Linked DNA regions of Mus musculus: region 2 is linked to region 1. Evidence: chromatin loops called from intact Hi-C (ENCODE). Cell type or tissue: heart. All regions are shown on one strand. Each heading gives the region's core, and the rest is flanking DNA. Links, peaks and the distances in the headings are about the cores only. Region 1 holds the start of Cobll1 (Cobl-like 1). Region 2 has its middle 56 kb from the start of Cobll1.

Region 1 (16,145 bases), core at 3,661-11,660:
TACATATTTGCTGTGTGTTGTGTATGCCTCTGTGTGTGTGTGTGTGTGTGTGTGTGTGTGTGTGTAGAGAGAGAGAGAGAGAGGGACAGATGGGAAAAGAGAAAGAGAGAGAGAGAGAGAGAGAGAGAGAGAGAGAGAGAGAGAGAGAGAAACAATTCACAGTAGATAGTTTTTTCCTTCTGCTCTGTGGGTTCCAAGGAACACTGGTCCTTAACCTTTGTGACATGTGCTCTTTACCCCGAGTCATCTTTTCAGCCTACCATTTTTTTAAATGTTCCTTCCCCTTTCTCTTTATGCTTACTTGCTCTTAGAGCTCGTGCAGTACACAAGGTATCTAGACTTCTTCCTCTCACTTAACTGTAACTATCTCCTTTGACCTATTCCCAACCCTGTTTCCCAGCCTTGTACTTGCTTGTGGTAGCCAACACTCTCCTAAAACATGAGTTTTTTTTGTCTCTAAGACTCCACTTAGAAATATGTCTGGCCTTTCCATTTTGCATGAAACCCCTATAAGTCCATGTGTTTGCCAGTGGCTGTAGTTTCTTAATTTTTAAGGCTGAATAGTGTTCCTTTACTGTTGTAGTCAGGGTTTCTATTCCTGCACAAACATCATGACCAAGAAGCAAGTTGGGGAGGGAAGGGTTTATTCAGTGTACACTTCCACACTGCTGGTCATCACCCAAGGAAGTCAGGACTGGAACTCAAGCAGGTCAGGAAGCAGGAGCTGATGCAGAAGCCATGGAGGGTTGTTACTTACTGGCTTGCTTCCCCTTGCTTGCTCAGCCTGCTCTCTTATAGAACCCAAGACTACCAGCCTAGGGATGGTCACATGCACAAGGGGCCCTCCCCCACTTGATCACTAATTGAGAAAATGCCCCATAGCTGGATCTCGTGGAGGCATTTCCCCAACTGATGCTCCTTTCTCTGTGATAACTCCAGCCTGTGTCAAGTTGACACACAAAACCAGCCAGTACATTTACTTAACTTCTTTTTTTCATGCATTTGTTGACAAGTAGGTTGTTTCCATGTCTTGCCTATTGATAATGGTGCTGCAATAAATCCAGGACTATAGGTGTCTTTGCACACTGGCAACATCACCTCTTTCATCTCTTTGAGGAATATTGCTGAAAGAGGGGTTGTGCGTTGTTTGGCAGTCTTATCTTTTATTTCTTTTAGGAATTGTTCTGTATAATGGTAACAATGATATCCATAAAAAGCGGGTCACATACTTCCAATATATGATGGCTCAGAATATACATTCCAAAAGGGAGGAAAGAGAGCATACTGAACAATTATTGGGCCAAAGCAAACCCAAAAGCCAACAGTGCAAACTCCAAATTCTGCATCTCCATGTCTAATGTCAAAGCATTCTTCAGATCTCCAACTCCTTTTAGCTTTGTTGATTGCAACACACTTCTCTCACTTGGGTGGGTTTCACACCCAGCCTTCAGCTCTTCCTGTCAGGTACCCCATGAGCATGGCCATCTCTAGCATCTTAGTGTCTCTAATACAATCCAAGCTTCATCTTCTTAGTCTCATTAAATAGCTTCTCTGGGCCTTTATGAAGGGTACCCCTGATACATGACTGGCCTCGGTGGCTTCACTTTATGAAGGAGGGACATTCTATAAGTGCTTTCTTATATCCTTGACTCTAAAGCCAGAACCATAAGGCCAAAGCTGCCAAGTTCTGCTGCTTTCTGGGCTAGGACACAGCCCCTCTTGGAATGACGTGTGCATCAGTTTCCTGCTGGTGGTGGTTTCCTTCATTGCTGAAGCTTTTCTTTAATTCCTCTTGAGAAGTTGGAAGCTTAGTTGTGTGAGGTCTTGCCCTGAAGTTACCACTCTCTTAATTCCATTTAGCACAAGGCTTTTCTTTAAACTTTTATCTCCTTGAACAATACACTCAGCTTCAGGACGCTCCTCAAACTGTCCATTCTGCATTTCTGTTTGTCCAGCTTCCTCTTTTTCATTATAGATCTGCATAAGAGTGGCCACTACTGATCACATGGCACAGTCTATTCTAGGGGATCTTGAAATCTCTTCTGCCAAGCCATTAATCCACAATTCTAATTTAGTCTAAGGAAGATTGTTAGGACAAAGTAAAAAACAAACAAACAAAAGCAACAGCCATAATCTTTGCTAAAATATCACAAGAATGGTCTCTAGGTCTATTTGTAACCAGGACCTTTCTGTGCCTGCCCTTGCTCTGAATAATCACACAGAGACCTTTTTAAAATAATGAATACCTAGGCCTTAAGCTAGGCTTGTCCCCCAGCTAGCTCTTAACTTATATTAACCTGTTTATACTATTCTATGTCGGCTATGTGTCTGGTTACCTTTCCTCAGTTTCATACGTCTGACTTCCTCCAAGTCCAGGTGGTGAACCTCCTATACCTGACTCCTCCCTAGAGTTCCCCTCTCTGTCTGGAAGTCCCGCCTTACTATTCTGCCTTTTGCTATAGGTCACAGGCTGTATATTTTAATCAATCAGAAGATGCCTTAGGCAGGCAAGGAAGGACAGAGATGCATCTTCACAGAGCATACAAACACATCAGTCTAACCCTTACTAAATTCTTCCTTTCTGAAACATCTGTGCTGGGCTCTGCTCCCACTGTCCATATCACTCTGGGCACTGTTGCCTTCTGTGCTCCTACTTGCATGTTACATTAAGTCCCACTTAAGTCATTCAACTACTTTCCTAATACAAAGCCACAAAGTCTACTTTTTGCTAACAAATAGCATGGTCAGGTCTGTCACCATACAACCCCACTCCCTGGAACCAATTTATTCCTTATTCACTATTGCACTGCTATGAAGAGACACCATGATTGAGAAAACTCTTATCAAAGGAAGCATTTAACTGGGGACTGGCCTACAGTTTCAGAGGTTTAGTCCTTTATCATCATGCTGGAGAGCATGGCAGCAGGCAGGCAGGTGCTCAAGCAGTAGCTGATTATATACCCCGATTGCTAGGCAGAGAGGGAGGGAGGCAAGGATGAAGAGAGAGACAGAGACAAAGAGACAGAGAGATACAGAGAAACACACAGAGAGAAATAGAGAGACTCTTTGAGCTTGAAATGGACTTCTGAAATGCCAAGGTTCCCCCCTCCTAGTGACATACTTCTTCCAACAAGGCCACATCACCTAATTCATCTAATTCTTTCAAATAATGCAACTCCCTGGTGACTAAGCATTCAAATATATGAGCTTACAGGAGCCATTCTTACTTCAAACCACCACCCTTATTGTTCCAAAATTTTCTTACAAAGTACTTAGAAAAGCCCTAATTCTATTTTTTTTCCAAAAATGTTCACCTGACCTACTTTTTCCCCCTGCTTTTTTCCCCCTATAATTCCACATAAGTTAAGCATATGTTTTAGTTAGGGTTTCTATGGCTGTGAAGAGACATGGCAGCCACAGCAACTCTTATAAAGTTAAGCATTTAATGAAGGAGACTTTACAGTTTAGAGGTTTAATCCATTACCAACAGGGCAGGAAGCATGGCAGCACACAGGCAGACATGATGCTGGAGAGGTAGACGAGACATGGTAGCTGAGAGGTCTTCATTTAGATTAGCATGTAGGAGCGACAGAGAGAAAGAGAGAGAGAGACAGACAGACAGACAGACAGACTGTGGCTGGCTTGAGCTTGTGAAACCTCAAAGCACATCTTCAGCGACACACTTCCTCCAAAAAGGCCACACCTCTAATAATGCCACTGCCTATGAATCTATGGGGGCCATTTTCATTCAAATCATCTCATTCCATTTCCTGGTCCCCATAGGTTTGTGTCCATAACATAACATAATTCATAATACATTCAGTTTGCCTTCAAAAGTCCCCATAGTTTATACAGTCTCAACCCTATTTAAAAGTCCAAAGTCCAAAATCTCTTCTGAGAGCCATGGCAATCTCTTATCTGTAATCCCTTCTAAAAGCAAAAACAAAAAGCAGATAACATACTTCTAACATATAATGACACAGGATATACATTATAGTTCCAATAGGGAGAAAAGTGAGCGTACTGGACCAAAAACAAGAAGGAAAACCAACAGGCAAAACTCCAAACTGTATCTCTATGTCTAATGTCAGATCTTCAGATCTCCAACCTCTTTCAGCTTTGTTTAATGAAGCATACTTCTCTCTCTTATTAACTCCCTGTTAACAGCTCTCCTTAGTTATCCCACAGCTCTGACATCTTCAGTATCTTGGGGTCTCCATGGCAATCCAGGCTTCCCCTTCACAGCTACACACACCAAGGCCACATCTCCAATAATGGCACTCACTATGTCTATGGGAGCCATTTTCACTCAAACCACCCCAGTATATACGTTTACTTTCTTATTACTACTCCACAGTGAGAATTTTCAAGCTAGGTGTATTGGCTGTTCTTGTTTGTCAAGCACTAAAACCTAAGCAGCCGAGTACACCTTTGAGGGATTTTTTTTTATTAATCTTTTTTTTTAAGATTTATTTAATTTATATGAGTATACTGTAGTTGTCTTCAGACACAGCAGAAGAGGGCATCAGATCTCATTATAGATGGTTGTGAGCCACCATGAGGTTGCTGGGAATTGAACTCAGGGAATTGAACGCTGGGAATTGACTGCTCTGGAAGAGCAATCAGTGCTCTTAATCTCTGAGCATCACTCTAGCCCGTGAGGGATTTTTTTTTCCTTAAATAAATCATTTGAAGTGGGGCAACCCACTTTTAATCCATATCTTTTGAGGTAGGAAGATCTACCCCTAATCTGGCCTCTACCTCAGGTGGCAGTTAATATAAACAACATGGAAGAAAGGTCTCCCTCTTTGCCTGTTTGCCCCCATTCTTGCTGGCTGGTTCATCCTTTCACTGGTATTAGAGCCTACTTTGAGATTCTGGCATATACTGAAGATCAGCTGAGATATCTAGCCTCATGGATTGAATAACACTCTTGGACCTTCCATTTGTATACAGCCATTGTTAGACTGGCTGGACTACAGTGTTAGGCACTGTAATGAGTTTCTCTCTCTCTCTCTCTCTCTCTCTCTCTCTCTCTCTGTGTGTGTGTGTGTGTGTGTGTATGTGCATGTGTTTTATAAATTCTGTTCTACTACAGAACCCGGACAATCACTAAGTTATCACTCAAGGATGTGCACAGAAAACCTGACATTTATTTTGAGTCTTGTGTAGCTCAGATTGGCTTTAAACTCAGTATGTAGCTAAGGCAGAGCTTTATGTTCTTCCTGCCTTCACCTCCCAAGCAAGAAGGACCAATGTTTCCTCCTTATAAGGGCCAACTCACCTCCCATCTGTTGTTTTCAGTCATCCTCCAGGGCCTGTGAACTAAAAAGCCCTTCTTAGACTCCTTTGTTTTAAGAATGTTGTTTAACAGTTTCTTCCTAGATTAAAGCATTCCATCCTGTTGGAAAGCTCCTTACGCAGGAAAGTAAACAACTCAAGAGAGCTTCAGGAAGTCCCTGAAACTCATGAGATTGACTAGGTACTTCCCTGTCAGAGTAATCAAAAGCAGAGAATTCCTCTCAGATCAAGTGACGCCACGTTGCCTACGAAGACTCAGACAAACTGAGCTTCCAGGAAGGTTCTCACGAAGAAGAAAGTCTGCAAAAAAGACTCTTGAGACTAGATGAGCTGCCTGATAGAAGCAGAGCCCAGCCAAGCTGTCTGGAAGGGGGTTAGACCAACTGACGTACCTAGAAAGGACATCTCCTAATTGTGGAGCTGCCTGTAGGCTATTCAGTGTGTTCCATGGGGTGGGCTTTTGGGATACAAGTGTTTGGAGTAATTTCTGCTCCTGTAAGTAACCCTAATCAAACTCATTGGTTCACCAAATCAGACTTTAGTGGTATCTGTACTTGGGTCTGTTTCAGGTTTCCTAATTGGGGTGAGTAGATATGTGTTGCATCTCCCCGGGGAAAAGTTTTGTCACACAACAAATCTCTTAAGTGAAATCTTTAAGATTTCTTCCATTTCCCTATTCCACAAATATTTGCAGACTGTCTTCTGTGGTGTGAGCTGCATTTAGAAGACAAGGGTGCGCGCAAAGCCTCTTCTATCCAAACCCCTCCTAGTCTGTGTAACAGTCAGTTGTCACTGTCCATTTTCCTGAACTTAGATCACCCAGATTAATAAAACCATACCCATGGAGCTGTGGACAAGGACAGTTCTAGAAAGATGAACTGCTGTGGGGAAACCAGTCCAGTTGTGAGCAGTACCTTCTCTTGGGTTAAGGGCTCATAGGAAATAAAACCTGAAAAAAAGGAGGAAGCCAGCCCAGTGCTGGCACATGCCTTTCTCGTTTTCCTGGCCACCATGCATGGACTGCCGCTCTCCATCACACCATTCCTGACCTGATGAGCAGATACCTCTAAGTCCCTAAAACTGGGAGCTGAAATCAGTCCCACTCCCCTGCTGTTGTGTGGTATTTTGATCACAGCAATGAAAAGCTAACTGAAACAGGTGCAGCAGCCGTTGTCCACCTAACAATCAAATCAGTTGAAGAGAGAAAGGGCTATTTCTATCCGTGCTATTATTCCAAAGTGATAATATCTGAGACAATCCCTGCATTGATGATGATTGGATGAAATTGGAGGGGAGATTTCCAAACAAGAAAATGGAGCAACATCTGGACAGACTTGGACAACTTTCAGAGGGACTGGGAAGGGGCTGTTTTCCAGCATTATGTTAAAAAAAAGGGGGGTTATTTAAAAACAATGATTACCATTGCCGATAAATTATGCAGTTACAAGATTACAGCATAGACAGTAATGTATAAGAATATGAAGTATAGTCTTGGTTCTGAAAGATGCTGAACAGTTTATTGACTTAATCTCAAAATAGATAATTAGTGCTTTGGGGGATTCTGCTGCAAACCCCGAGCCTCTCCAAGAAGAGGTGCTCAGGGTAATAGTGTAACATATTTAGGATCCTTCAACTTAGTGTCACCTCCATCTTGACCCATCTCTGCAGGATGACAAGAGTAGGTTACAGCAGGCTCAGCACTCTCCTTAACGTGATTCTACCAGGAAATGAAACATCTCACTTGTCAAGCAAGCCATTTGGGTAGGCTCAATTTCAGTGTGTGGAAAGTATGACCCTGCCCGGTGCCCAAGAACAAAAGGATGTAAGGGAAAAGTGGTGTCATGAAAATTGCACTCAGCAGTTACGAAATGTTGTAAAAATCTCTTAAAGATTAGCCTAACTGGAATCCATAATAGTACTAGGATGCCATAAATCAAGGTTGAAACTAATTAAGTGCTTGATCCTGTGATTCAAAGTTATAAACTTTAAGTAGTTTCAGTGTTCCTTGCTATTTACAGCCTGTCTATGCAACAGCTGTAAATCTGCTTATCCATTTACGGTCAGAAAGGATTCATGAACTTGTCAAACCAGTGTTATTATTTAAAGTCTAAAATCCAGATCCATTTCAAACAATTGCCTCGTTATTAGTCAAATTATTTAAAAGCAACTTTTAATGATAGAGTTCTAACACAGTCATCGCAGAAGTCACCACGATCTTCACCTCCATTTCATATTCAAAGATGTACTGAGACCATATTCACCACAAGGGAGAGGAAAGAGACAAAATCCAATTATGTGGAGTAGTAGTTAGTACTTTTGGTTCCAGAAATTATTGGTGGTGGTTGTAATGAATGAGCAACAAAGAACCTTTAATTAAGCACGGGTTATAAATACTAGTTTAATTTTAATGTGAACCAAAAATGTTAAGTCCTTTGTTATCCTACATCATGTTTTTATGCCTACAGATTTGCCACTTGAGGTATCCATTTATATATTTTTAATTTAGCATTATTTCCTGATGTTCGCTTTTGGACTCATCAATATGATTTACTTTAAAACAGTTGGCAAGGGTCTAAGGGTAAGGAGACAATATGCACCCGGTTGTCAGGTGGCACGTCTCCTCTGAGAAGAACTCTTGCAGGAACCGAAACTACAAACAAGCAAGCACTGTCTGAGATTCCTTTATTCCTGTGAAACTTCCAGGAGGCCACTAAATCTCTGCTGTTCTTTCTTAGCTTATAGACTGTCATCATGAGAACGTCCAGTCCTCAAATCCCAGCTGTTGGCTGTTTACATCAAGAGAGGCATGTCTGGGAAGACTGGACGAGCTTAAACCTGCCAGGGATTAAAAAGATCACAATGTCAGAGGTGCCTTTTAAGGGCTAGCAACCGTAGGGGTCAGTAAGGTTAAAAAGAAAATCCTGCACTTCGAAGGTCAGACTGCAGGTGGTCAATCAGCAGGACTCGGTCCATGAGCTCTCCTCACTTCCGCTACAGCTTGGGTCCTCCCTGGGGTTTTGCTGGCCAGGTAGCCTCCCTGTCCGCCCACTCTTCCTCTTGGGTTCGCGAGGCTTCCCAAAGCTACTCAGTGTCAGTGGGGACTAAAACGAGCAGCCTAGACGCTTCCTCTCCACCGGCCTCCCCCGCGGTACCTAAAAGCCGCGTGCTCCGCGGAGGGGTGCGGGGTGGGGTAGGAAATTCCTCCTCGCTCCACGTCCCCGCCCGCTCGCCCTACCCGTCCCCTCTCCGGCTGGCTGCTCTGCTCGCTCCGATGCTGACCTCGTCACCCTCACTTCTGCAGAGCGAGGTGGCCGAGGCGGCTGCGAGCTCGGGGCTCCCGGCAGGGCCATGGGGCAGGGTGAGTTGGGGCGCGGGCGCGGCGGCCGGGGGCCGGCCGCTTTCCGCCGCGCGCTCGCTCCGGGCGTCCGAGCTAGCCGTGCGGGGGAGGAGCGGAGCCTGGACGGGCCGGGTCCCCTAAAGCGGGCAGTGGCTTGGGAAGGCGGGGGCGCTGTGGTTCGCAGCTCCTCCGGAAAAGTTTGCACGGGATTCAGTTGGTGCGCAGCGGGCCGCTGGAGCCCAAGCACTGCGGGCGTGGCGACCGTCCCGCGCCCGGTCCGCTCCTCCTCCTCCTTCACAGCCCGGGCTGCCGCGCGCCGCCCCTTCGCCCGGGACTGGCTGCGGGCTGCGGCCGGGGCGGGGACCTGTAGCCGTCGTCGCGGCGCCCTCGGGCAGGGACCGACCGGCAGGTGGAAGCGCCCCGGGGAGGCGGGGCCGCCCCTGGCTGCCGTGGGTCGAGGCGGGCTCTTGGCCCGGCCGCTCCCGCCCTGACCCGCCGGCCTCTCCCACCCTAGCAGTGACGCGCCGCCTCCGAGCCCGAGCCCGCGCCGCGGCCAGCAGCGCGATGGACCGCAGCGTCCCGGATCCCCTACCCCGCAGCGCGCCCCGCACCCCCGCCATGCAGCCCGCGGGCTCCGCAGGGTAAGTAAGCCTCCCTCCCGGCCGCCGAGGCCTCGCGCGCTTCACCTGCCCGAGGCGAGCTCCCCGCGGGGCCGCCGGGCTCCCGGGCCGACCCACACGCGGGCGGGAGACTGCGTCCTCCCGGACGAGTCGGGGTGGGGGGTTCGGTACTTTGGGCAAGCTTTCCGATCGGGGTTACGGAAGGCCAGGCGAATGGCAGGCGTTGGGTGAGGAGTCCCGGAGCAAAAGTGGTAACAAAGGGCCCCTTGTTGGGGCTCTGTAGCGGCGGGGGGGACGACACCTGTAAGCGCGCTCCGGGAAAGGAAGGAAAAGTTTCCACAGCCAAGCGCTCCAGCCCAGGAGGATGGTTTCTGTCAAGGTGACTGCAAGGAAGGGGCTTCCTGAAAGTCCACGGAGGGCGCAGCAAGGTGTGCCAGCTGTCAGCCCGGCTTGACAGTTCCGGGAGCAGGCGGGGTGCTCGCCTCTGACTGGGGGTGTGTGTGTGTATGTGCTTCTGGCCAATTGGTGATGCCAAAGCCGAGTGCGAAGTCAGTCGCATTGGCAAACACCTATACTTTTTTTTTTTTTTTTTTACCGTCACGTGTTTGAGGAGCGATTGGAAGGGAAGGGGCTGTCACATGGTGAGTTAATATTAAATGAAGCATGCCTTCCTGCCAAATATGCTAAACATCACTCTGTTAAACGTTTGGGTAAACAGTGGTGGGAACAGGTAGTCCTGCAAGGGCCAAGGAGAACTTGAGAATAACCTTTGTCGTAGTAAATGGTCAAGCTACACAACCCTGTCCTAGGTGAGACCGCCTCACTGCTGTCATGTAGCCTCTTTGCCATAAAGCACCCCCAGTTTCTCTTTTTCTTTGTTAATCAGAACCTAGAAATGCCTTAAGCAGAGTATGAAAATTCCGGAAATTGGAACATTAAGGAACAGGCGACTTTGTAAGCAATGAATGAAAGTCGTTCTTTTTTTTTTTTTTCCCCTGGTTTAAGAGTGAAGAAGTCATTTTTCCCTGGAACATGACAGGCGTTTCCTTAGGAGCAAGTCACAGCATGTTTATTCATCAGAGGCCATGCGAGCATTGGCAGTTGTCTAGAGGAAACATGGAAGAGTCTCAAGGCAACATGACTAATCTAACAGATATTTAGTGTAATGCTTACATAGAGGAAACATGCAGTGTATGAATTCGTTCTTTTTTCCTCTAAATTTCGATCTCCTCCATGCAAATATCCCCTATTGCTGTAGAGCGCTACTTTTTTCTTGGGGGGGCGGCTTTCCACCGTTTAGATACTAATGTGTCTCCTTCCATATATTTTTACCGTATGGAGAGTAAGTGTGTCGGTAGGATGAGGTAAAGCAAGGCCTGGAGACAGAGCTGTGGATTAATGTAAGTTAATGTCATACAAGCTTTCACACAAAACTGAATTAGACTCTCAGAAAACAGCAGAGAATTCCCGTGTGTGTCTGTGTAATACACTTACACAACACGCAGTCTCAGATGCTCAGGAATCGGTTCTTCTAAACAAAATAGGTGAGGCCGGAGAGCTCGGTGATGAAATATAGAGCTTTCTAGTGACAAGCCTAGAATACCCCGGGTTTTATGCTTGAGAACTTGGGGGCTAAACAAATGAGTTCCTTGAAAGTATGCATATATTTAATTGCTTGATGACTTTATTTATTTATTTATTTATTTGGCAGCGACTCCTTTAGGCTAGGCTGGTCTGCAACTGCATTTATAGTTGAGGGTTACCTCTTGTTTCTGCCTCCCAAAATTGAGGTTACAGGAATACACCACTGCACCCTAAAGAGGAAAATATTTTAAAGAACCTTTGTGCTTACCTTTCAAACTTCAGGGAAGATATCTGGGAAAATGCTCCTGTAAATAAACTGCCATAATACCTAATAGTATTCTTTTAAGAAAAAAAAAAAGAGCTTCTAGTGGCTTGCCCTCTCCCACTTGTCTATTCCAAGTGCCTGTCATGTCTGATGAGTATTCAGGATTAGTGTTTGCTTTTTCTAAAAAAAAAAAAAAAAAAAAAAAATTGAGACCTTTAAAAAAGTTTAAATTGTGGGAAAATGAGAGTATTTAGGAGGTGCAGGGTGCAATCCTAATATGATATAATTGTTGGTTTTGAAGGTAGGTTCCTTACTATAGAACTAATTATATCATGACTCAATAGCCTAATAGCTGGTGAGGCCTACTTTAGTTCTTATCCGTGGATATTGTTGTTCAAAAGAAGTCCTCTGTTGTCTGTAATTTTCCAAGGTTTACTCTGTTGTAACAGGTTATTTGAAGGGCAAATCAATGCAGCTTCATATTTTACAAGGGTGGGGGTGGGGGTGGGGAGGAGGAAGCTCTTTGCTTGAGTTACTGAGCCAATTAGTAAAACCTGAGGTCTGGGGTGCCTGCTCACTGTGTTAATTGATTTGAATGCCTTCTGACTAAGGTAATAGTAATCTACGTTTTAACATATGGGTGCTGAATGGTTAACAGAGTTCTATAGTTTATATAGTTTAGATCTTGTGGAGATTCCTAAGTTTGAAACTTTGCCCCCCTCCCCTACATAACGGAATTGGTGGTGCGGTGCCTTTAAGAGGTGTGACAAGGTCATTAAGGGGGATTAACGGGAGTGGGTTGGTTATGGGTACAGAATACTGTTGTAAAGTGAGCCTGGCTTTCTCTGCTTGCCTTCTGCTCCATGTCTTATGGTCTCCTACTTTGCTACCTGTGCCTTTTGGTGCGGCTAGCAAGCCTTCACCTGGTGAACATACAGGGCTGCCCTGAGCTCAGGCTTTTAGTCTCTGTAGCTGGTGCTAAACAGGCCTCTTTTCTTCAAGGAATGCCTAATCACAGGTATTATTATATTGTAACATAAGATGTTAGGGGGAAGGGGAATAACATTATTGTAGGAAAAAAAAATACTCTGTGGCCTCTTGGTTACTGTTGCTTTGAAACATTCTAAAAATTGTAAGCTTGCATATGTAAGTAAAAATGTGATGGTTTAAGTTTTTCTTCAGTGTTTTCATAGACTTAACTCACATTTAACATAGTGTGGTGGTGAGACACCTGGGAGACATGGCCTCATCTGCATAGATGTTGTGGCTGCCTCATGGACTCCTGCTGAAAAGACCCCTGAAGTGAAGGGGTCTTGTTCCAGTCCTCACACCTCCTCAGGGGTTTACGGTGGCTTCTGGTTCACCTCCTCAATCCCTAATAAGGTGGTGACGTTATTAGCTCTCCTTTTCAGTATTGCCTATAAGCATCCATTGACCATTTGTTGGATGTCTTGTAGGCTTGGCTTTTGATTTTGAAAAAATGCTGCTGAGTTTAGACTTCAAAGCCATAGAATTCCAACAGCTCTGGTGTTTTTACTTTGAGATTCAATGTTTATGTTCGTTTTCCCCATGAGTTGGTTTGTTTTGAGATGAGTCCCACAAAATGGAGGCCAGCGTTGAACTTGGATATTCCCATCTCACCCTCTTGCAAATTGCTTTTATGTGTATTAGGGTTCCAGGCTAGATTAAAGTTTGCATGTTCACACACACACACACACACACATACACACACACACACACGATTTTAAAGTTGCAAAAAGCAATTGATTTGAACTGGGCTCTGTCACTTATTCCACTAGACCCAACCTAACACAGAACGTAATCATAGTAACTGAGCCTTGTAGCCTAGTAATGATTTAGCTGTAAACAACTAACTGGTTATGCCTTAACTAGCTCCCTACTGCTTAACTCAGCTGTGGACGATAGAGTTGTTTTCTCTGAGTGGCATGCAGTCATCATGGTGAGTGTTTTTAGAACCTGCTCTGAGTGTAGGAGCTGTCCAGGTCTCAAATCTCTGCTCAAATTAACTGTAGTATTTTGAATTCATTTAAGTAAGTTTTCTTCTGAACATTCATAGATATCACATAATATATATCCACATATATGTATGCTATCTGATATCTATCATCTATGTGTGTCTATTATATAGGTTTTCACATAGATGAAAGTTAGCTGGTTTAGTTTGTATTGTGACATATGAAAGCTGTAATTGTTTACTAGTTTCCTTGGTTGGAAATGCTAGGTTGGTGTGTCTTGGAAGAGAAGAAGAGCCCTGTTGAGACACAGGTTGAAGAGCTGAAAGGTTTTAGAGGTGAAGGTAGTAACCACATATGATTTTTACTTTCTGCTGTCGATATCCAGTGTTAGTTAAGAGTTTCTTGTTGTCAGTGATGACCCCAAAATATTACATAGAACATTCCAGAGAGGAACAGTTTGTTGAGTGTTGTCACATTCTTTCTTAGTAACATGGTATTGTGCCATCTTGATTTTTGTCCATTTTACCAAACATAAGAGATGCCTTTGTTTAGTATACCGTGCAGTGTCTACCCATACTTTGTCTCCTAGGCCGAAGTCACTTGGTAGCCTTCTTGGAAATCACATCAAGCAACTCAAAGCACAATAGTGTTTTAGGGTCAAGAAAGCATTATTTGTTTGGTATCTTATGCTTGTAATACCAGGGCTTGGGAAGTTGGGACAGAACAGTTGTCCTGTGTTCCAGCCATCTTCAGATACAGAGTGAGACCTGGTCTCAAATATAATAATAATAAAACCAGAAAAGAAAACCCTCATCATTTTACTTAATAATGATCTCATCCTTCCAATATTTGTGATTCTGAAAATTCAGATATGCCAAAAAAATTTAAGTACACAATGATTTAAAGGAGACACAATCACCTCATGTTACCTTTGTTACAGTGATATTCTATTTCCTAGGTATGGTTTCTAGCATCTCACTGTTCCTAGTTTATACATTAAGCTATCTGAGGTAGGTGTGTGTATAGGGAGCATAGTATGGATAGGGTGCAGAACCAGCTACGGTTTCAGGCATCCATGGGAGACTTGGGACATGATCCCCACAAAGAAGAGTGTGCTTATTCTCCTAGAGGAAAGTTATCCAAGCTTTGCGTGTTAGTCCTCTGTAGTGTTGCGGCATTAATCACTGAGAAAAAGCAACGTGCTTGCTGATCTCAGCCTGAGACTTTATCTTTGAAATCGTGCGCCTACGCCGGCAATCATTACTCACCCAGATAAGCTTCTCGGTTGACTTTTCAAAATGTAAATGTCAAAGTTGTAGTCGACCTTGCTTTGAAGGATCATACTGTCTTGATTCCGAAACAAACCTGGAATAGACAGGATGTTAACAAACCGACTTTATACGTTCGCAGCTAGGGAGCAATGGAGTTAATGAGAGGAAAATTAAGGAAGGATTTACCAACTGCTTCTGCCTCTATTTGGATTCATTATTGGTTCTAAAGTTTGACTATTGAATATTTAGCATATGTTTCAACATGAAAATCACTCAGGTAACTTTAAAACCAGTGCCTGTGTTTTCTCACACATCGACCTGTTCTGGTTTGATTGGCTTGGTCTGGGCCAAGGGCATGGTTAGGATTAGTCTGCCACCAGATTTGAGAGTGACTGATTAGCATCAGCAGCTGAAGTTTGGGGTGGAGGCATTGCTGTTTTTAAGGAGCTAAGCTTGATCTTGAGTTTCTAAAGATTATATTCATCTTCTATAAAGTATTTTTTAATTCTTAAAATAAATTTCCTTTCCTTTTTTTTGAGAAAGTATACTAACTCCATCTTATACTTGCTAAATTAGCATGTTCATGATCACACAACTGCAGTGGATACAGTAGATGCAGTGGATTTTGGAAGCAAGACCCAGTTTCCAAACCTCTGTTTCATGGGTAGGCTTAGCATCAGACATTGAGTTTACAACTATGTCATGTAGCTACCTTTGGGATATGGTTTGCACTTAATGGCTCAAAGTAGTTTTTATTTCAGGTTGTCTACAAAGTTGACTATCCCTTCTCTGTTCAAAACAATGTCTCTTATCATATATTTTTAAAAATGCTACACACTCCAATGACTATAAAAGTGTGTAACACTAACAAGGAGATTAGATACTTGGGCTGTGTGTTGAAACTCATAGTAAATTATCTGGCAAATTCTGTTTTCAAACTCACAGTAAAACTTGTATTCATAGTAAACGGCAGTCCTCTTGTTGTATGAGAAGTTGTTTGCATAATTGCAAAAGTAAGAAAGCTTACCAGGGCTGGGTATATTTAGCTCAGTGGTAGAGCACTTGTCTACCCTGGGTTCAAGTGCAAGGCCCTGGGTTCAGTCCTCAGCTCTGGGAAGGGGTGGTGGTGGAGGGACAGAGGCACAGAGGGGCAGACAGACACAGACCATGCAAGCGTACAAGTGCACGAGAGCAAGCTTACCAAATGAGAGACATGTTCAGTAGAACAATGTATATTTTCTTCTTCAAAGTCTTAATTTCCTCCTATGGAGGTAGAGAGAAATAGAGTAGCAAGTCCGTAGGATGTATCAACATAGCAGTGCCAACCATCTTTTTATTAAGACCTCTTTTAATTCAGTTGGTCAAATATATAAAATAATTTTGGGGGATGACACCAGGAAATTGGCTCCTAACCGTAAGTGCTTTGCTAAAGAAATTAATCCGTACCAAGTAGGGAAGAAAAAGGAAACATGGTATTAGGTACAATCAGTACTTTGGTGCCAACTTAATGTCTGGCTTATGCTTAGAGTTTTAGATCCTGTACCCTACCTCATGGGTTGGCAGACTCTGTGCCCTGACAAATGGTGACCTGCCGGCCAAGACGGGACTCGGCCTGTGCTTCTCTCCCTTTGTTCATTTTTAAATTGTAGTAAATAATCCGCACAGTGTAAACTTTCCTATCTAAAAATCTTTGAAAGTGTACATTTAGTTCTATTAAGCATATTCATATTGCACCCCCTTTTCCACCCCCGTTGTTCTGTTAAGACAAAGTGTATTTCCATTAAATACAAA
Region 2 (16,145 bases), core at 3,592-11,591, 55 kb before region 1:
GAATAAACATTCTGATGCATGGTAACTGACCGTGGTTACTGTGAGATTCTCCTCCATGTAGTGAACCTTCTGTTCTAGGTAACTTAAACAGAGGCCTGACAGGTGCGATGTTCCCCATCATGAATGTAATAGCCTCAAAGCCCTGCCCCTCTCTGAGCTTTGTGTCTGTTGAGATAAAATACAGCTGCTACTTCTGGCTGTGTGACTTTTCAAAAGTATATGGTTCAACAAAAAGTGCACAGTAATTAAACATCCAAGAACATGAACCATGGCCATCCATGCTCCCTTCCTTCCTTTCTTCCTTTATGCATCTATGTATGTATGTGTGCATGTTTGTGTGCATAAACTGTGTGTGTGTGTGTGTGTGTGTGTGCATATGTAAGCCAGATGTTTGGGGTATTTTCCTTCGGACAACCATCCGTCTTTTTTTAAGTATGTTTTTTAAAATATATTTTATTTTATTTCATTTTAGAGACAAAATCTTTCACTGGAACCTGGAGTTTTCAGGGTTAGATGAGGCTGGTTTGTCAGTGAATTCTAGCTGTTCTTCTGTCTCTACGTCTCCAGCACTAGGACTGTAAACAGACAGCACTGTCTCTGGCCTGACTGCCCCTGTCTCTGTCTTTCTCTGCTTTCCCCCTCTCTGTGTCTGCCATCCTCTTTTCTTCTATCTCACCTCTCCCTCCTTCCTTTCTTCCTTTCTTCTTTCTTTCTTTCTTCCTTTCTTCCTTCCTTTCTTTCTTTCTTTCTTTCTTTCTTTCTTTCTTTCTTCCTTCCTTCCTTCCTTCCTTCGTTTCTTCCTTTCTTTTCTTCCTTCCTTTCTTTCTTTCTTTCTTTCTTTCTTTCTTTCTTTCTTTCTTTCTCTCTTTCTCTCTTTCCTTCTTCCTTTCTTCCTTTCTCTCCTTCTTTTCTTTCTTCCTTTTCTTTCAACAGCATCTTATTAAGTAGCCCAGGCTAACTTTAAAATCTTGTCTCTCCCACCTCAGTCGCCAAAGCACTGACATTTGAGTCTTATGCAGCCAGAACCGAGCCCAGTTCATTTCTTTCTAGGACTTAGATCACCTTATACAGAATAAGAATTAAGAATATATGGGTTGGACCCTGATAGATGATTTTAAAAAAGGGATAGGGTAGGAAATGAAAGAGGATACTCCATGAAGTAGATTCAAACAGATCAGGAACAACCAGATCGCTGTGGTTCAGGTATTAAGGAAGATGCACTCCATAGGGAGCTCTGAGACAACTTTCTCTACCACTAATTCCACGGACAGGAACTGTTGTGACTCCTGTGTGAGAAGCCAGCTCCCATTCTTTTCACCCCAATAATCTTTCCAGCTTTTCTACTGAACAGAGAGGTAATGTGTGAGAAACAGTAAATTGCTTAATAGTAAATAGATAGATAAATTACACAGTCAATCTTCTTCTATAGAAAGGAATCCTCCAAAGCAGAAAGGAGCACAGCTAATAATATAAATGCACAGAGCCAACAACTGGGTTCCTGGGCTTGCAGCACCACCTATTGGATTAATATCTGGGAGGTGGGGCTGAAAGACAGCTTGACTTGGTGATTAAGAGCAATGGCTGCTCTTCCAGAAGACCTGGGTTCAATTCCCAGGGCTCACATGTCCACCACAAACTTCTTCTGGCCTCTGTGGGCACTACATGTTTGTGGAGCACAAAGACACATCCAAGATGAAAACACCCACACACTTAAAGATCTGGGAGCTTTTTGTCCTGCTAGAACTCACAAAGTATGGTCCGGGCCAGCAAAAGAGTTGGATTGAGTTGGGCCTCCTGGGTCCCTTCAGTCTTCCATGTTGCAGAGTCTGAGGAAAAAAGTTCCAAGGTGGGGTGATTTGAATGAGAAACATCCCTCACGGATTCATGTACTCCCACATTTGATCCTCAGGTGGTGGTGGCACATAGATAGAAACTTTTGGGTGAAGTCTTGCTGGAAGAAGTACGTCACAAAATGCCAGGTTTGAGGGTTCGTAGCCTCATCTACCTCCTCTTCTCTCTCTTTGCTTCCTGTGTGTGGATGGAAATATGATTCACAGACAGTTCTTTGCTCTTGCCTCCACCCCATACCTTCCAAGCTGTGAGGCCTTTATCCCTCTGGAACCATAAGGTAAAATAAGCCATTGGTTCTTTAAGTTGTTTTTGGTCATGGTATCTTATCCCAGCAACAGAAAAATATCTAACACTATCTTTGTTAGGGTTTCCATTGCTTCTTGATCTGAAGGCAGCTAGAAGGAAACTGTCTTCCATAGGCAGCCCAGAGGAGGGTCTGGATCACACTGGCCAGACTTGACCATATGTAGGAGAACTCAAAGCACCACCTCCACAGTGACGCACTTTCTGTAACAAAGCTATGCTTCCTCCAATAAAACTATACCTCCTAATAGTGCCATTTCCCATGGGCCAACCTTATTTAATTTGAAATTTCCAAAGCTCTGTGTGTGTGTGTGTGTGTGTGTGCCCGTGCGCGTGCATTCGCACATGCTTGCACGCACATGCAGGCACAAATATACCAAGCCGTGTCCATATGGAGGACAGAGGAAAACTTTGTGGAGTTTGTTCTTTCCTTCAACCTTTATGTGGATAAAACTCAGGTCACTAGGCTTGGCAGCATATGATAAGCCATTTCACCATCTGAACATCTTATGCTTTCTGTCCTCTTCCATTAAATGAAGAAATAATTAAATAGTAGGTTATATGGGAGATTTTCTATCTGCTTAGTGGTCATTTTAATTAATTCTATCAGAGTTTTTCTTCTTATTTTTTCTTATGTGTGTATTTGTGTGTGTGTATGAGGGAGGGAGGGATGGAGGGAGGGAGGGAGAGAGAGAGAGAGAGAGAGGATCTTACTGTGGAGCCCATGCTGGTCTTCACTTTGCATCCATTTTCTTGTTCCTCTGTCTAAAGTATTCAGATATACAGGTGTGTACCATTATATTCAGCATTTTCCCCATGCCTTATTGATGGCTCAGTGGTTGAAAGTACTTATTCATGAAGAAGACCCAGGTTCAATTCCAAGAACCCACATAGTGGCTCACAACTGTGTAACTCCAGTTACAGGTGATCCAAGTATTTCTTCTGACCTCTGCTCACTACAGGCAGTGATACGGTACACAGATATACATGCATGCAAAACACTTACACAAATAAAATAACATAAATCTAAAAAAAAATCAAGAACTTAGGACAGGATAAAGAAAATTTAATGAAATGGTATAGTTCCTTTACCCTAAAATTGAACTGGAAATATCTGCATAAACTAAAACTATTTCACCATCAAAAGATTTAAAACATATTTTCTACTTATGTTTATTGCAATGACCTAGAAACTATAATAAATGCATAGAACACATTGTTGAAGACATCATTAAACACATCACCAACACTTTGATCTACAAATATCTTTCTCTGGAATGCTTTAGAGGAATTGCAGACATAGGACAGAAAGTATGATATGAGAATTTATCAGCAGTCAGTGAAAGAAAAAAAAATCCCATTGGTGATGAATTTGCCAGTCAACCAGAAGGAACAAACAAAAGATAGTGTATTGTGAGCATTAGTCAAAATAATAAGTGTTTTAAAATATAGCCTGTACAGTTTTTAAAAGCAAAACTCACTATCTTTTGAGGATTAGAGGAATCCCATGTGGTAGTGGGAAACTGATTCCAAGAGAGAGAATCAAGCACAGTTGTATAGCCTTTCTTCTACATGTTGTGCTAAGTGCATATCCAAACAATTGATGGGAAAATTTCCCCTCTATTAAAAAATCAGATTATAAGTGAAAAGAGAGTAAAAATATCACCATTTTTATGGTTCTCTGATTAACAGACCTAAACACAGATCATCAATTGTTGCATATATATATATATATATATGCACACACATACACACACACACACACACATATATGGAGAGAGAGAGAGAGAACAAAGCCTGATATTATCACCAATAGAAGATAGTAACTCCACTTATATAGTAGTATAAAAAAATAAAGAATAACATTTTAATTTAATTTAGTCTTTAAATCTAACTTCCAGTGTAGGTGTGTGTGAGCCATAGTGATAGATACAGGGAAATGGAAGTCTACGTGGATATTAAAAAGTCAAAGATGTGTGGATGATCAGAGCAGTTTATTAATCTGATAGAGTCATAATTAAGCTAAGCAGTTGGAAAAGGGTGCTGAGAGCATATGCAGATCTCAAAACTCACCAAATATTCAATGTTCTTAAAGGCATGTTTCAATGTTTGTGCATGGAAGTAAGATTGTGTTTCCATTGGGTGAAGGAAACACATGGTGTCTTTCCATTCACACCATAGCCTATTTGTGTACACAACAATACCTGAGACTTCATTTACATAATCCAGAAACAATGTAGGTGGGAGCATAAATGCAACAAAAGTGTCCATAGCGGATGAACTGTGAAGCCAAGTGACAATAACAGGGGGCTTATTACATTATGCTCTTTTGTAGATGTCTGACATTTTCAACAATACTTAAAAAAAAATCAAAACATTTGGGAAGATCACTCAGAAAGGTACGAATGTATGTAATCATAGCAACACTTTGGTTACTTTGGTCACTGTAAAAGAAATGTTCTCACTCATGGAATATCTGTGCCTTGCTTAATAAAAGAATGGTGTATTATAGATTGGATAGCCACAACTCTTGGAATGGATATGACACTTTCTTGGCTACCAAAATGAAATAAATGTGACCTTTATTAAGTTTTTGGTTAGCATGGGTTTCACTGTAATATTTTCATGCATAATTCTTTGTTTTTTCTTGCTCAACTCCATTTCTCCTCTTCCCCTAACTTCTTGCTGATTCTTATCTTCCCCACAAATAGTGGCCTCCTCTACTTCAAGACATATTATTTATTACTCTCTCCTGTTTGCCCTTTCCCCTCCTGTAGACCTCTTATCCTCATGTTCCCCTTTCGGGTTTCACGTGTTACCCACAGTTACATACCTATACTCAACCCAAATGTAGATATTATATGAGAGAAAACATGTCATTTCTAAGCCTGACTTATTTTCCTTAAAACTCAGTAAAAATCAATCCTTTTCTTTTGTCTGTGTCAAGGTCAAGTTGAGTATCCCCTTCCTAGCCACCAGCTGTCAGAAACTCATCAAACAATGGAGGCAAGCTTTATATTTTATATGGGAAGCCCATGGCCACACAAGTAGCTTCTGGTGCTCTAGGTGAAGAGTGGAAGGGTTATGCGGTCTGAATAAGTGACAGGAAGGACAATCAAGGTTACCCCAAGAAGTTAGGTATCTGAACCCATGGCAGAGTACAGGGGTTTCTACAACCACCAGGACCAGCAGAGTAACAGTTCACAGGAGGCAACAGGGTAGTTTGGTTCAACACAACTAAGTAGTTGGTGTTGGTTCAAACTTCGTGAGTCAGACCCAGAGTAGTTAATTTTAGGCATATTTAAGCACAGCATGATTTGGTAAAAATAACTGGTGATAATTAACTTAATCCTCTGTGCACAGTAAAATTTAAGAGATGATTCCATCAAAACTCTGTAAAGTACAAGGGACACTTTGAATAAAGACAGGTTCTATAGATTGACACATTTCCGATGTGGGTCTGGAGGAGGATCCAGTGTGGTCTGGTCTCTATCACACAGACAGCACAAAGGTTACCAGGCTATTAAGCATGCCTGCCCCCAGCCTCCTGGAGGGAAAACAGATTATGCATTCCTCCCTTTGAAGAGACAATGCTGTGTGCTTAACATTCTTGGTTCCCCTGGTGCTTATCTGTAACCTCCTTGTCTCCTACAGCAGAGTCTGCCTGCTGTTGAGTAAGCACGATTCTTACAGATCAAGTCTGTTCAAGGATGTACAGTGGATGCCAATCTGAGTGCTCTCAACTTGGTTACTGTAAAGAAAGGAGAGAGGGATGTTCCTAGACTGAAAAATATGACTGTGCCTTAGTGGTGTGGCCCAAAGAGTCTAGCAAAATCCTGATGTTTTGATGTCCACCAATATGTTGTCAGAAAGCCCTTAAGAAAGAAGGTCAGAAGCCCAGGACCAAAGCACCCAAGATTCAATGTCTTAGTACTTCACATGTTTTGCAACTCAAATACTGCTGCATTACTTTGAAGAAACAACTAGGAAAAAAACATGAGGAAGGCTGGTAGTATGCTAAAATTTTGGCAAAGAGAATGAAGGACACCAAAGAGAAATACCTGGGTGCCAGGAGACGTGGGTTGCTCTCACTGAGAGCTTCTACTTCTAAGTCTAATTGCAGTAAAATGAGTCCTTAAGAATAACAAATAATCAAACCTTGAAAACAGAGAAGACTCAATGAAAACAAATTAACTAAAAATGGCCCCCAAATAGATACCTCACAAGTAAAGAGGCATATAGATTGCACATAGTGATGAAAAGATTCTTGTGGTTTTATATCATCAGGGAAACACAAACTAAAATGAGATACCATTCCACACCCACTCGGCCAAACCTTATGACAGTGCCAACTGTAGATAAAGATGGGGTACCACAGGATTCTCATTCATTGCTGATGAAACCTCAAGATGATTCAGTTTTGGAGACAGATTGGCAAGCTTCTTACAGAACAAAGCATACACTTACCATAGCAGCCAACAATTGCGTGCTCCCTAGTAGTTACCCAAAGACATTGAAAAGTTATGTTCACACCAGACTGCATTCAGATCGAAATAGCAGCTTTATTGATAATTGTCAAAACTGTGGAGCAAAGATGACTCCTTGAAGTGGGTAGATAAATCCATTAGGTATGATGCACATGATTTAATTGGAAATAGGAATGTTTTATTTAGTAATTGGAATATTATTCAAGGATAAGAAATGAGCTATCGAGCAATGAAAATACATCAAAGTAACAAGTTCACACTCGAAAGTAAAAGAAGCAACTTGAAAAAGCCGCCTTCTATGTGGCTTCAGTTGCATGGAACTGTCAGAACTGTAGAGACAGTCAGCAGATAGTGTAGATGAAGAATCAATGAAGAATTATGAAGGCGGGGGGGATGACCAGGCAGAGCTCACGGTACTTCTCTGTCTTTATGACACTTTATGACATACAATAATAGACATGTAGCTCTATACATTTGTTTGGTAACACTGAGTAATCCCAGTGCAAACTGGAAGATAGGTAATGCTGATGTGCCGAGGTTCATTAGTTGTGGCTGCGCCACTTTGGTGTAGAAGCCTATCTACGGAGAATCCTTTGCATGTAGGGTGTATATGGAGAAATCTCTATATCTTCCTCTTAATTTGGTTTGGCACTCAAATTGTTATAAAAATATTTAAATTTTTTAAAAAGATTTATTTATTTATTTTATGTATATGAGTACACATTGCTCTCTTCAGACACACCAGAAGAGGGCATCAGATCCCATTACAGATGGTTGTGAGCCACCATTGTGGTTGCTGGAAATTGAACTCAGGACCTCCGGAAGAACAGTTGGTGCTCTTAACTGCTGAGCCATCTCTCCAGTCCAAAAATATAAAATTTAAAAAGTGAAATACACATGAAAATACCATCATTGTGTATTCTTTCTTAGCTCTTCTTTTTCTAACATTAAAAATGAAGTTTGGTAGAGTCTAGCCAAAGAATGATTAGCATCTGTCCAAGGATAGATGTAATTATTACCTGCTATGCACTTTTATATAAGTATAGTTCACAAACACACAGCGCATCTAAGTCTTACAGTATCCAACCACAGAGCCTCAATAAACCTTTCTCTTTATGATGCTTCCTCTAATTCTTATTTTAGAAAGCTTTCTTCATAACCACAATTGTCTGGTCATTCCCACCAAGACCGCACAAGGGCATCTCTTGTCTTTGACTCTTCTCACTTTTTTTCCCAGGCACACCCAGACACATTGTTCACAACAACATAGCAGTGTTAGGACGTAGTAACACACAGCACTCATTGAGTACCATAGGCTGAAAGAAGAGTCCAAAAGGTTCGGAATCTCTATTAAAGTGTGAGAAAGTTCCAGAAGACAAATTTCACAGGGCTAAGGTAATTCGCACAAAAGAATCACGTTCCTCAGTAATTTTGGCACAGGTTTAAAGCCTTCCACGGTCTGTTCTAGAACAGTTTCAAGTTCCTTTCCCTTGGAGGCAGCTGGCCCCTCCTTTGGACTTCACCCAAGGTCATTGTCCTCAATGCTAAGCTTGCCATCATCCCAGGCCTCTGTGGAGGTTTACTTCCGCGGGCTTCCTTGATCCCTGGGGAGCTTCTTTCTAGACTGTGGCCAACTCAAATGCAGAGCGCTCACACAGGCTCCTCTCCAGCCTGCAGCCCACGAAAATGCACTGCACTTACACAGTCCCTTTCACAGCCTGGTACCTACTCAACTGCACGGGATTCTTCCCATAGAGACTATTCTAGCAACTCCTGTATGTGCTGAGGGCCCTCTGACTAGCCTTACCCCAGAGCAGGGACACTATCCAGTTTATATGAACCGAGTATCCTTATCCTTCCACAAATAGCGTGGCCTGGGTCTTAGTTATTTCATGTTTTGTTGTTGTTGTTGTTGTTGTTGTTGTTGTTAGGTTTTTTATTTCCTTTCTCCTTCCTTGTGCCTCAGTTTTACAGAACACAAAAATAGTAGCGACAGCTAAGGTTACCCCTGAGAGACTGAGAACCAGGTAGTTGCTCCATCAGAAAGCCCAGGGGTCTCAGCAGTCCCACTCTGGTGAAACCTTCTGCTGTGCGAGCTGCCTGCAAGGGAAAGGAACTTGAAGCTGTCCAAGAACAGACCGTGAAAGGCTTTAAACCTGCGCCAAAAGTTGCTCCATCCACAAGGCCAAGTATCTCAGCAATTCCACTCTGGTGAGACCTTAGCTCATAATGGAGCCTGGCAGCGAAGGAATCCGCAGCCACAGCAACATGCGAGTCAATCAACTCAGCAGCAAGCTTGAAGGCCAAGGGAGCAAACGGCGAGCAAGCTCCCTTCTGACACAACCCCTTTTAATCTGGAGTATTACCAGAAGATGCTATCCACAGTTAGGGTTGGTCCTCCCTCATCCATTAAAGCAATCAGCTGGGGTCGTTCTTCAGGTGAGGCTCCTCATTCAGGAGATTCTAATTTACAGGAGTTGACATGAAGCCAAGCACAGTAAGTATCATCTTTTGTAATGCCCCTGGTCCCCTTGACCTCTTCACACCAAGTAGCAACCAGTTTCTTGGAAAATGCTCAAATCTGCAGACACCCTCGGGCTGGTAAGCCCTCCCTCATAGTGGAACCCCCCTACTACCGACTATTTGACCCAATAAAACCGGAAGAACTATATATCCAAACGAAGATTTCTGATAGCCAAATATATGACTCTTTTGATGACTTACTCGAGCAGCCAGGGCCCTTTCTGGCCATCATCTCTGGACAGTGAAACAGACATGCCTGAGAAGTACCCTCAACCCTGGAGAAACTCATACTGTATCCCCACTTGTGTAGGAGCTTAACAGCTAAGCTTTTACAATCTACTTTACGCTCCCTATAGAACTGTGGGATGCAAAATGACTTTTGCTTCCTGCCTTCCTCCTTCCCTGTCACCGCCTCTACTCCCTTATTAGCTTCTCAAAAGGCATGTGCTTAACAATCCAGAGATATTAACATAGGAACCCCTACCTATCAGAAGATATCCACCGACAGTGCATGGTATGAATATTTTACCATTAGTTATAGGCAACCTCTGGATTCTTTAAAATGAACCACTCCAGATTAACCTAAAATTGAGAGGAGTTTGTAGCTGCACTGTAGCCTAAAGACTATAGAGATAAAATTATTCTCAGCAAATTTTTTATAATATGATATTTTCTTTGGTGATAGCGTTTAAATTTTGTGTTGCAGGAGCAGGAGAAATGGCTCTGGAGGTAAGGACACTTGCCCAGATGATGAGTTGAGTCATATCCTCAGTACCCATCCAGTGGAAAGAGAGAACCAACAGACTATACTCCAGTTTTCACAGGCATGACACAACACATCTAAGCTCATATTCCCTATCCCCACCAACATAATAAATAAACATTTAAAAATTGAGTTCTTGAAAATTCATAATTTAACAAATTAAAGCTTCTTTGTGTGTTTTTCATATAAATTTCAAGTGGGGGAAAAAAACTGAAGTTATTTACACAGCAGCTTGCATATTAGCTCTTGGCTTCTCTCTACCTTTGCTCATAAATGAGGACTAGTATCTTAGTTAGGGCTTTACTGCTGTGAACAGGCACCATGACCAAGACAACTCTTATAAGGACAGCATTTAATAGGGACTGGCTTACAGGTTCAGAGGTTCAGTTCATTATCATCAAGGCAGGAACATGGCAGCATCCAGGCAGCTATGGTGCAGGCAGAGTTGAGAGTTCTACATCTTCATCTGAAGGCTGCTAGAAGAATACTGGCTTCCAGGCAACTAGGATGGGGGTCTTAAAGCTCATGCCCACAGTGACACACCTATTCCAATAAGGCCACACTTCAAATAGTGCCACTCTCTGGGCCAAGCATATCCAAACTAGGCTCCTCTGTCTGCATAGATAAGTTGAAATACGACTTTAGATAATTGGCTTTGATTGATATGTCAACCTTTTGGCAAATGTCTAAGCTCTTATTTTGTAGCATTTTAATATAATAATATTTCATATTTTTATTTTTTGTTTATTTTATTAGGTATTTTCTTTACTTAAATTCAAATGCTATGCCAAAAGTCCCCTATACCCTTCCCCTGCCCTGCTCCCCTACCTACCCACTCCCACTTCTTGGCCCTGGCATTCCCCTATACTGGGGCATATAAAGTGTGCAAGACCTAGGGGCCTCTCTTCCCAATGATGGCCGACTAGGCCATCTTCTGCTACATATGCAGCTAGAGACCCGAGCTCTGGGGGTACTAGCTAGTTCATATTGTTGTTCCACCTATAGGGTTGCAGACCCCTTCAGCTCTTTGGGTACTATCTCTAGCTCCTCCATTGGGGGCCCTGTATTCCATCCTATAGATGACTGTGAGCATCCACTTCTGTATTTGCCAGGCACTGGCATAGCCTCATACGAGACAGCTATATCAGGGTCCCTTCAGCAAAATCTTGCTGGCATATTCAATAGTGTCTGGGTTTGGTGACTGATTATGGGATGGATCCCCAGGTGGGGTAGTCTCTGGACAGTCCATCCTTTCGTCTCCAAACTTTGTCTCTTTTTGTTCCCTATTCTAAGAAGGAATGAAGTATCCACATGTTGGTCTTCCTTCTTCTTGATTTTCTTGTGTTTTGCAAATTGTATCTTGGATATTCTAAGTCTCTCATATTTTTATTTTATACATCATATATTTTAAGATATATAATAACATTTCACATTTTTATTTTATACATCAATATTTTAAAGTATATAATAACATTTCATATTTTTATTTTATACATCATATATTTTAAAGTTTTATTACATTTTATTTATTTATTGGGGGGAGCACATCCATGCAATGGGATTCAAGTGGAAGTTAGAGGGCAACCTAAAAGCAGTCTGTCACCTCCTTGCACTATGTGGGCCCAGGGGATGGAAATTAATGAATCCTGACCTGTAGAGCCATCTAGGGAGCCCTCATTTTGAGTGACTTGTTTTCCATGTTATAAATGACTTTTTCAAATATACCAAGTTCAGTTAGACACATTTCATTCTATGTATATTCACTTTGATTTTATTTTTCCAGTTTTGTCAATTATGAATATAAGATACTATAAACAAATTCTAACTACACAGCTAGGAAGAAATGCATCTACATATTACATTTATAAAGCTATATTCCCCCTTTTTTTACTGTTTATCTGAATTTTGGAATTAATGTCCATGAAAATCTACTAATTTAATAATAGTTTTGTGTGGTTTTACCACAGCAATATGAAGCAAACTAGAAAAAAAATAGATACTAAAATGACTGTCAATTCTCTTGGAAATGACAATAACATTACCACTGTGAGTATTTCAAAGGCTGTCAGAGGGAACATCGCTCAGGCTGGTCTCTACTTTACCTCATAATGAATAATGAAATACATAACTTTTATTTGTGCATTAGTGTGTATATGGAAAGGAACTTGTATTTGAAAAATATTAGCAATTATAATAAATTGTATATGCAATATAGACAATAAAAACAAAGAACTAGGATTATAGGTATGCATCACCATATTTGCCTATAGATTGTCTCTCTCTGTCTTCCTCTCTCTGTGTGTGTCTCTCGCTCTCTCTCCCTCTCCCTCTCCCTTTCTCTCTCCCCCCCTCTCTTTCTCTCTCCTTACATTCTTTCTGATGTACACATTTGTACTACATGCATATAAAAGTATGTATATGTGGGTATGACTATGTACAGGCATGCACAGGGTGCTATGCTCTACCACTCTCTGTCTCATCCTCTTGAGACAGTGCACACCACTGAACTCGGTGCTGGCTGTTGACCAGACTGGTAGTCAATGAGCCCTGGTGATCCACGTCTTCTCACTTCCACCCACCCCAGCATTAGGGTTACAGCTGCATGGGCAGCCACACCCAGCTTCATAGGCAAATGCTGTGGACTGACTCCACTGAGGTTACACTGATCCATCTCCCCAGCTGTGATGGCTAAATATGCTTGTCAATTTGACTATATCTGGAATCCACTAAAACCCAAGCAGCTGAGTGTGTCTGTGAGGGAATCTTCTTAGATCGTTTGCGGTAGGAAGACACACCTAGACCTGCACTACTCATTCTGGTGGCAGCCCACATAAAAGGACATGGAATAAGAAAGATTTGCTTTTTCCCTGTTGCCCTCACTGGTAAGTTCACCTATCTCATTACTGAGGGATTCCTTCACTGGTGTGAGAACATACTTCTTCAAGGTTCCCATGTAGACTGAAGATCAGCAGCTCCCTGGGAACTCCCTGACATTCCAGCACCAGATTGGGACATGGATTGAGCAATTATTGGATCCTTAGACTTTCCATCAGGTGATGTCTATTATTGGACCACTTTGACCACAGCCCATGAGCCACTCCAATACATCATATATACATGAACATACACATACATACAAACATACATCTATACATACATATTCATCCTATTGATGCTTATTTAGAGAATCCCGACTAATACACCTGCCCAGATTCTGCTGTTTCGCATTGAAAAATCAGGGTTCATGATTTGTCTTCCTAATAGTTGGAATCTGAAGCATAATACTTATTAGTAAATGATATTTGATGGTTTAAAAGTGTGAAGTTGGCTTTACTTCAGCTTTGTGCTCATATCCTATTAAGTAAGGCCCCTCACATTAAGTATTACTAGAGTGTAAGCAAGCAAGTTTGTAGTTCTTACAGTGTAGATAGACATGCAGAATTCAAATCTACATGTAAAATCTCCTGAGAAAAAGTACTTGTGTATTTTCAGCAGCCAATTCAAGATTACAGAGACATGCAGATATTTTATATCTGTTTATACAGGTCTATTCATATCAATGCATCTTTGGTTTGTCCGAGATTTGCATTTATAGTCCTAAGTTGGCTCTCATCCTGGGTATTTGGCCACTTATGAATACCAGCTGTCATGAGGGCTTTAGTGGAAGGAACTTGTGGTGGTTAAAGGGGGTTGCCATCCCACAGTCAAGACTCTGACCTATAATTGCTCCTGTCTGAAAGAACTGCAGGGATGGAAATGGACAGAAGCCTGAGGAAAAGAAAGACCAGTGACAGGCTCAAAGTGGGATCCAGCTAAAAGGGAAGGCCCTGGGGCCTGACACTATCACTGAGGCTAGGAGTGCTCACAAAAAGGGATCTATCATGACCACACTCTGAAAGACCCAGCAGGCAGCTGAAAGAGTCATATGCAGCTATTCGCACCCAACCAATGGACAGAAGCTGCTGACCCCTGTGGTTGAGTTTTGGAGGGGTTGGAGGAGGCTGAGGAGGAGGGCAACCCTGTAGGAGGACCAGCAGTCTCAATTAACCTGGACCCCTAAGATCTCCTGGGTACTGGACCACTAATCAGCCAGCCTACACCAGCTGATATGAGGCCTTCAGCACATACACAGCAGAGGACTCCCGGGTCTGGGTTCAGTCAGAAGATGTGCCTAACCCTAGAGAGACCAGAGGCCACAGGGAGTTTAGAGGTCTGGTTGGGTTGGGGGTCGGTACATCCTCATAGAGACAGGGGGTTGGGGAGGACGTGTGAGATGTAGAACAGAATGGGGGGAGGGCATAAAGTCTGGAGTGTAAAAAAAATTAAAGACAAAAAAAGAAAAAGAAAGGAGGAAGGAAGGAAGAAAAGAAAGGAGAGAAGAGGAGAGGAGAGGAGAGGAGAGGAGAGGAGAGGAGAGGAGAGGAGAGGAGAGGAGAGGAGAGGAAAGGAAAGGAAAGGAAAGGAAAGGAAAGGAAAGGAAAGGAAAGGAAAGGAAAGGAAAGGAAAGGAAAGGAAAGGAAAAAGGAAAGGAAAGGTCCACTAGGCATTGCAATATTAGGAGGTGTGGCCTTGCTTGAGGAGGTGTCACTGGTGGTAGGTTTTGGGGATTCAAATGCTGAAGACAGGTCCAGTGTCATTCTTTCTTCCTGCTGCCTGATGATCCAGATGTAAAACTCTCAGCTAACCTCTTCAGCTCCATGTCTGCCTGCATGCTGCTATCCTTTTTGCCACGATAATGGGCTAAACCGCTATTAACTGTTAGCCAGTCCCAATTAAATATTGTCCTTTATAAGAATTGGCATGGTCATTGTGACTCTTCAGTGTAATAGACCTTTGACTAAGACAGGACTGTATAGGATCATGAGGTCATTTGACTTCAGTTTCTGCCTCCCTGTCCTTCCATCTGCAAGTTGTCTTGACTTCTTGGAAAGAACATGGGATTTGTGGAATCTGTTTAAGAAATGTGACTCTGAGAAAAGAACCGTATTTTTGTATCAACTCAGAACAAAAAGGAGCTCAGTGTTCTGAGAAGGTCACCCATTTGTGGAATAGTATTTTACCATTTCCTTTAATCTGTTTCAGATACAATAAATATGCAACATCTCTCTTATCGTTTACTCAAAAACGCCAAACAATCTCAAGTAGCAAAATACCGTGAAATACATCTCTCTTCCCACATATATCTTTCCTCCCTCACACAACTGGGTTACCGCAGTTCCTCAGACCAGCTGTTCTCCGTCATCTAGGGGAAAAATACTAAGAATAGACATAATTTTAAAGAAATTATGAAAGTAAAGAGATGGTGTATTTTCATAGGAAAAAATAAAACTATTGCTCATGTGACAGGAAAGCCCTCAGAGGGGAATCTGAGAGCTCTGAACAAGACAGCTGTCTGTCTGTAATGGACTCATTGGGATTCAGGCTGATTGTGTGATGGCTTTAAGATATATTCAGGTGTATGAATGTGTGATGATTCCTAGAGGTAAGTCTTTTGAATCATCCATCAAATTTGTCCTCTGCAATTTTAGCTTTAGAGAAAAACGTTAGACAGCTAAATTTTCCAAGGCAACAACTGAAGAAAGACAAAGTCTTTATCAAGGAGTTGCTGGTAATGCTTTGGATTGCAAAGCACAGTAAAATAAATGAAGTTTTTCTTGATCTCCAAGGCCTTCTGAATTGACTCAGAGGGGGAAAAGCACATAGCTAACATCACATCTATTTAATGAGGTATTTGAAGGGAGAATTAACATCGTAATAACATGCATAATTAATGATGTCTTACATGAAGTTAAAGCAAGAAGGAGCAGCGTGATGACCCTTGCAGTTAAAGAAAAGACAGGTTAAAAACTTCAGGAATTATTTGGCTACATAGGCCCAAAGCAATGAAGGGGATTTCGGAGTTCTTTTATAGGCTCGTAGGACTCAAATACAGTTCAAAATCAATAGTCTTGGAAGGATTATGTATTTAGATTAAAATATGAGAACTTCTGATGTTGTGACCATCATCACGTGGAACTCTTCTTTGCCAACCCTGTGGAACAGTTAAAAAAAAAAATCCACATTTCAGGGCTGGAGATATGGTTCTGTGGTTAAGAAAATATAACTGCTCTTTCAGAGGACTGGGGTTTTGTGCCCAGTACTGTCAGGCAGCTCAACTCCTGCTACCTTGATCCTTATTCCTGGTATATATTGTCATCAGATTCCCGATGCCCTTTCCT

Evidence for each region. Peaks named below come from ENCODE experiments on the same cell type or tissue, not always from the same donor. Only the 100,000 strongest peaks of a DNase experiment are listed, where the experiment ranks them.
Region 2: a loop joins it to region 1, with 4 times the contacts of the local background. A loop is called at or near these places in 5 of 42 quality-filtered maps.

Annotation. Positions count from the first base shown.
Region 1 is chr2:65,231,497-65,247,641 of GRCm38, reverse strand. Cobll1 (Cobl-like 1) reads left to right here and starts at 8,851. Exons shown (of 14, transcript NM_177025.6): 1 at 8,851-9,279. The coding sequence starts at 9,203. It overlaps Gm13594 (a long non-coding RNA gene), which reads right to left and starts at 13,996. Exons shown (of 2, transcript XR_001783320.2): 1 at 9,560-13,996; 2 at 7,446-8,136. In heart, for the core only: CTCF peaks have their summits at 8,248 and 8,817; DNase peaks (open chromatin) are centred at 8,941 and 9,691; H3K4me3 peaks cover 2,601 bases; H3K27ac peaks cover 2,152 bases.
Region 2 is chr2:65,286,326-65,302,470 of GRCm38, reverse strand. It overlaps the pseudogene Gm13593. Among named protein-coding and RNA genes, the nearest start is that of Cobll1, 56 kb to the right of the region's middle. In heart, for the core only: no CTCF peak of the experiment used is centred there; a DNase peak (open chromatin) is centred at 8,230; H3K27ac peaks cover 1,265 bases.